Linked DNA regions of Homo sapiens: region 2 is linked to region 1. A link is a contact called in ENCODE Hi-C data. All regions are on one chromosome and are shown on one strand. The core of a region is the stretch at or near the end of the contact, and the rest is flanking DNA. Distances in the headings are between cores, read along the strand shown.

Region 1 (2,700 bases), core at 38-2,537:
GGTTTCACCGTGTTGGCCAGGATGGTCTCGATCTCCTAACCTCGTGATCCGCCCGCCTCGGCCTCCCAAAGTGCTGGGATTACAGGCGTGAGCCACCGCGCCCGGCCCGGTTTGTTTCTTTAACCTTAACTCAGTTGCACTTAAAACTCCAAGAACCTCATTCATTCAAAAACACTTGAAACCGTACTATGCGTTGCGTGATGAGGAAACTGTCTTCGAAATAGATTTTATCCCCAACAGCAGCCCCAGTATGGTTATTCTCAGTAAACAACAAGCACCACCACTCACTAACCACCTACATTCGGTGCCACCTTAATGGCCCTGCGTTTACTTAATCTCGTATTACAACCACCCCAAAGTGATGATTACTGTTACAGTTATCAGTAAGGAATCCAGGAAGGTTCAGTGACCTAGACAAGGCCACACAGCGGGTTCAGTGGCAGAGCTGGGACTGAACACAAGTCGGCCTTTAGCACTCTCCACGACCCTAGGTCAATCCCGCACTACAGGGGTCGCCTATAGGGGCTGGAACCTAGAGGAATCCTGGAGAAGGAATTATTTCCTGAGGATTCCTGTAATATACCTCACTTACGAAGCCCCCAGGGCTTCCTACAATCTGATATATCACATGATGGGCGATTAAAAACCAGCCCAATGATTAAGAGGTCACTATTTCTGAAAGAAATGCAACCATATCCAGGAACGGCCCGGTCAGGACTTCGTTCTGCACAAGCCCACCTCACGCTAACATTTGCCCTGATGTCCCGGGGACCACACCCTTCCTAAGAGTGAGTCTCGCCGCCCTTTTCCCAGGCCAGGTAGTCAGCCTGAGGGAGGTGGAGGGTTTGCGCGGAGGGGGCTGGGTGGGCGCGAGGGCCTTTTACTTCCGGGACCCACCACTGCCCTCACCTCCAGACCGCTAAGGGCTCCCGCGGTAAACGCCCAGCAGCAGCTAGGCTCCCCACAAAGTCGCCCCCAACCCAAAAGGCGTACTTACGCCCCCGCCGCTGCGTCCGCACGTCGTCGTGACGACAGCCCGCCGTCGCCGCGATATAAAAAAAGGGTCAGAGGCGCCACGGCTGCTGCAATGGAAACCGTGGCAATCCTTCTTGTGCTCTGAGTCGGCTAGGAGGGAGCGGGACGCAGGGGGCACTACAGTGGGTAGACTAGGAAGGAAGGCAAGGGACGCGAGGTGGGAACCAGGCGAATTCCTAGACCTGCTTGCCGCAGAAGAGTGCCCGCTCAAGTGGAACAAAAGCGCAGCTAGTAACCGGCTAGTGGCTTCTCTGGCAACGGCGGCCCCACCCCTCCCGTCAGGCCCGCAGCAGGCTGCCGATTGGTCCGGGTTAGGGACGGCGGGCAGCGCCTATAGCTATTGGAGAGGGTGAGGAACGGGGCAGGGAGGGCAGCTTCGTGTCTATCCTTGTTTCTCGGGTAAACATTTTTTTTTAAGCGTTTGTTTATGGACAAGGACAGCATTTGTGTACGTTACCGAAAATCATAACCGAGCCCAACTAGAAAAAAAGGAAATAAAGCCAATTCCGAGTTTTCTGGCGCTTGGCCTGGTTGTGCCCTGCTTTTGCTTTTTAAAGAGAAGATTTGAAAACGTGAAGGCAACTGCGACCGGAAGAAACCTCCTTTTAAATGTATAGTAGTATTTTTAGCTGAGATGCCTCCCTGGGCCTCAGGTTTTTTCCTGTTAAATGAGGAAGCCTGAGGATGTTCTGCAAGGTGCCTTCAGGGTCTCAAAGTCTTTCGTATCTGTGCCACAGCCAGCTGGTCTGGTTTATAAAGTCCTGAAGAAGCAAAGCAAGATTTTAATTGGAAAAATATCTTCATTCAATGCCTCTACTTAATATTCATGTTAAGAATCGTACACCAACCTATGAAGTTCACAAGTAGAGTAACTGTCAACTAAGCCATAACCGTGGCATGCTGCTACCTAAATAATTGGTTTCACTAAAGCACTCCAGCAATGTTTTTCCACCAGTACTGTAATTGTCCCTTTCATAATTTAAAGCGGGAGACAGAATTAGTAAATTTTTTAGTAAAGGGCCAGTGATATGGTTAGGCTCTGAGTCCCCGACCACATCCCATCTTGAATTGTAATCCCCATAATCCCCACGTGTCAAGAGAGAAACCAGGTGAAGGTAATTGAATCATGGGGGCAGTTCCATAATCCCCACGTGTCAAGAGAGAGACCAGATGAAGGTAATGGAATCATGGGGGCCGTTTACCCCCATGCTAGTGAGTTCTCAAGCTATCTGATGGTTTTGTAAGGGGCTCTTTCCCCTCCACTGGGCACTTCTCCTTAACGAAGAAGGTGTCCTGCTTCCCCTTCACCTTCCGTCATGATTGTAAGTTTCCTGAGGCCTCCCCAGCGACGCTGAACTGTGAGTCAATTAAACCCCTTTCCTTTATAAATTACCCAGTCTCAGGCAATTCTTTATAGCAGTATGAAAATGTGCTCATACAGCCAGATAATATTTTATTAATAGGTTTTGCAGGTCATATGGTCTCTGTGATACTATTTAACTCTGCCATTGTCTTACCAAGAAAAGCCATAGATGATACATAAACATAAACATATGAGCTCACTAAAGTACGTTTGTGTGCAGGATGCAACACTACAGTGTTGGGTAGAAATTGTGATTTCTATCTTCATGGCAACAAATGGGGACTAGAATGTAAAAATAGCAG
Region 2 (2,714 bases), core at 61-2,560, 650 kb after region 1:
TTTGGAACAAAGGACATAACAAATAATCTGGTTCTGCCTAGATAAACTAAGTAGTAAGAGGGCTCTGTTTAGAGGCATTTCTGTTCAATCTAATGCTATGACATCATCCAGCTCTTCCTTCTGTTCTATACGTGACCTCTTTGCACTGAGATTCTCTTTCTCGTCTGATTTCCTCTTGCGGCTTCTCTCTTCTTCACTGACGTCAGCATTCTTTGAAGAATCTTCTTCATCCGAATCAACTGTGAGAACATCATCTTGCTCTTGAGCTGTGGAGGTGGAAGGCTGACCTCCATCATTACTGCCATTGGTTATGCTTTTGGCAGCATCTTCAGCTTGTTTTGGCCCCACTTTTTCTGGGGCATCACCAACACTTCAAATTCAACATCCTTTCCTAGGTCTTCACTATGAAGGATGTTGATCAATAAAGTATAGTCCTGGAGGAAGTAATCTGCTTGAAGCCAGCTGCAATTTCTCATTCCAAATTCTGACAACTTCTTGTGATTATTAGCTTCTGTCTCTCCCTTTTCAGAAGATATTAGGATTGTTCCTTTCCCATCTTCAATTTGGACATCTGGTGCTACCATAGCAAATTTTTGTTTCACTACCTTGTCTCGTAAGGTGAGAACAGTCACTTTATGGACATTCAGCCGTACAGTCACCTGGCTTGCTGGCACATATGTAACAATTGGGGTTGGGAGGATCCAGTGCACAAGGCACAAGAAACTTCTTTCTTGGATTTGCTTGTTTATTCAAAACAATTGTTCTGCAGTGGTCTATTTTTCCTGATAAGATCTTCAATCTTTCCAATACTGTCAACCCAGCAATCACTGCATTAGTAGTAGCAATAGCAGGAATAATATTCCCTGCCACTGATTTGATATCAAATCTACTCTTCATATTCATACTGAAAATATGCATCCTGAGGTTTGTAGCAGAGGTAACAAAATCCATTGCATATGGGTCATCCTTATCCCATGTGAGCTCAGCTCCATCCCCCTTTTCTGCTAAATGAACTCTCAGAGTCTCAGTGCTGTGAGCTCCTTAAGAACCTTGTGCTCACCGGCTTCTCCCACGTCGACCTGATTGATCTGGTTACTATTGATGTCAGCAACCTCAACAGTTTTTGTTTCAAAAGAAACATGTTGGAAGATCAAAGGCACAGGTTGCCAGGGAAAGTGCACTGCAGTTTTACCTGAAAGCTAATATGGTTGCCTACCATGACAGCATCATGAACCCTGACTATAATGTGGCATATTTTTGACAGTTTATATTGGTTATGAATGCTTTAGATAACAGAGCTGCCCAAAACCGTGTTAATAGAGTGTGCCTGGCAGCTGTTGTTCCTCTTATTGAAAGTGGAACTGCTGGGTATCTTGGACAAGTAACTACTATCAAAGAGGGTGTGACCAAGTGTTACGAATGTCATCCTAAGCCAACCCAGAGAACCTCTCCTGACTGTACAATTTGTAACACACCTTCAGAACCTATACATTGCATCTTTTGGGCAAAGTACTTAAGAAGTATCTCCTGACAGAGCTGACCCTGAAGCTGCCTGGGAACCAACAGAAGCCAAAGCCAGAGCTAGAACATTCTAATAAAGAAGGTGACATTAAACGTATTTCCACTAAGGAATGGGCTAAATCAACTGGATATAATCCAGTTAAACTTTTTACCAAGCTTTTTAAAGATGACATCAGGTATCTGTTGATAATGGACAAACTATGGCGGAAAAGGAAACCTCCAGTTCTGTTGGACTGGGCTGAAGTACAAAGTCAAGGAGAAGAAACGAATGCATCAGATCAACAGAATGAACCCCAGTTAGGCCTGAAAGACCGGCAGGTTCTAGATGTAAAAAGCTGTGCATGTCGATTTTATTTATTTTTGAGATGGAGTGTAGCTCTGTTGCCCAGGCTAGAGTGCAATGGTGCGATCTTGGCTCACTGCAACCTCCGCCTCCTGGGTTCAAGCAATTCTCCTGACTCCGCCTCCCAAGTAGCTGGGATTATAGGCACCCACCACGCCCAGCTGATTTTTGTATTTTTAGTAGAGACGGGCTTTCACCATATTGTCCAGGCTGGTCTCGAACTCCTGACCGCAGGTGATCCACCTGCCTTGGCCTCCCAAAGTGCTGGGATTACAGGCACAAGCCACTGCGCCCAGCCTATATGTTTAACTTTTTAAGAAATTGTCCAACTGTTTTCCATAATGGTTGTCTCATTTTATATTCCCACCAGCAGTTCATGAGAATTCCAGTTACTCCACATTCTTGACAAGTCTCGGTATGACCGGTCTTCAGTTTTAGCCATTCTTACAAATTTTTGTGTTATCTCATTGTAGTTTTCCTTTTATTTTCTCTAATGACAAACGTCTTTCATCTTCTTATCTGCATATCTCTTTTTTGGGGAAGTGTCCAAATCCTTAGTTCATTTAAAAAAATGGACTGGCTATTTTCTCATTAGGTTGTAAGATACACATTTTTTGTTGATATGATACAAATCTTTTGTTGGCTATACATTTCACAAATTTTTTTCCTTTATGTGGCTTTCCTTTTCATTTCTGTATCTTTTAATTTCAGTGAAGTCCACTATATTGATGTTTGTTTTTGTAGTTCTTGTTTACTGTGTCATATTTAAGAAATCTTTGCCAAACCTAAAATTACTAGGATTGTTTCTTCTATAAGTTTTATAATTTTAGCTCTTATATTTAGGTCTGTG

What was found. A loop is a pair of places that touch in the nucleus more often than their neighbours do. Pooled maps may share reads with other maps.
Region 2: a map of naive thymus-derived CD4-positive, alpha-beta T cell shows a loop between it and region 1 (2.6-fold over the local background). The contact joins the enhancer-like site here to the promoter of ODF2L in region 1. A Hi-C loop is called at or near these places in 3 of 168 maps with a recorded cell type or tissue (B cell and naive thymus-derived CD4-positive, alpha-beta T cell), 2 of 37 single-sample maps with no recorded cell type and 11 of 50 pooled maps.

The regions. Positions count from the first base shown.
Region 1 is chr1:86,395,036-86,397,735 of GRCh38, forward strand. It overlaps ODF2L (outer dense fiber of sperm tails 2 like), which reads right to left and starts at 1,288. Exons shown (of 17, transcript NM_001366781.1): 1 at 998-1,288. RefSeq lists an enhancer at 1,213-1,262.
Region 2 is chr1:87,044,846-87,047,559 of GRCh38, forward strand. The region is part of intron 1 of HS2ST1 (heparan sulfate 2-O-sulfotransferase 1); the gene reads left to right. It also overlaps the pseudogene LOC100421465 and the pseudogene LOC100421468. Among named protein-coding and RNA genes, the nearest start is that of LINC01140, 84 kb to the right of the region's middle. RefSeq lists an enhancer at 192-291. Within about 2 kb of position 1,311, at least 2 of the 41 ENCODE cell types and tissues checked have a DNase peak (open chromatin) inside an H3K27ac peak, as active enhancers do; they include B cell, where a contact is called at or near this core.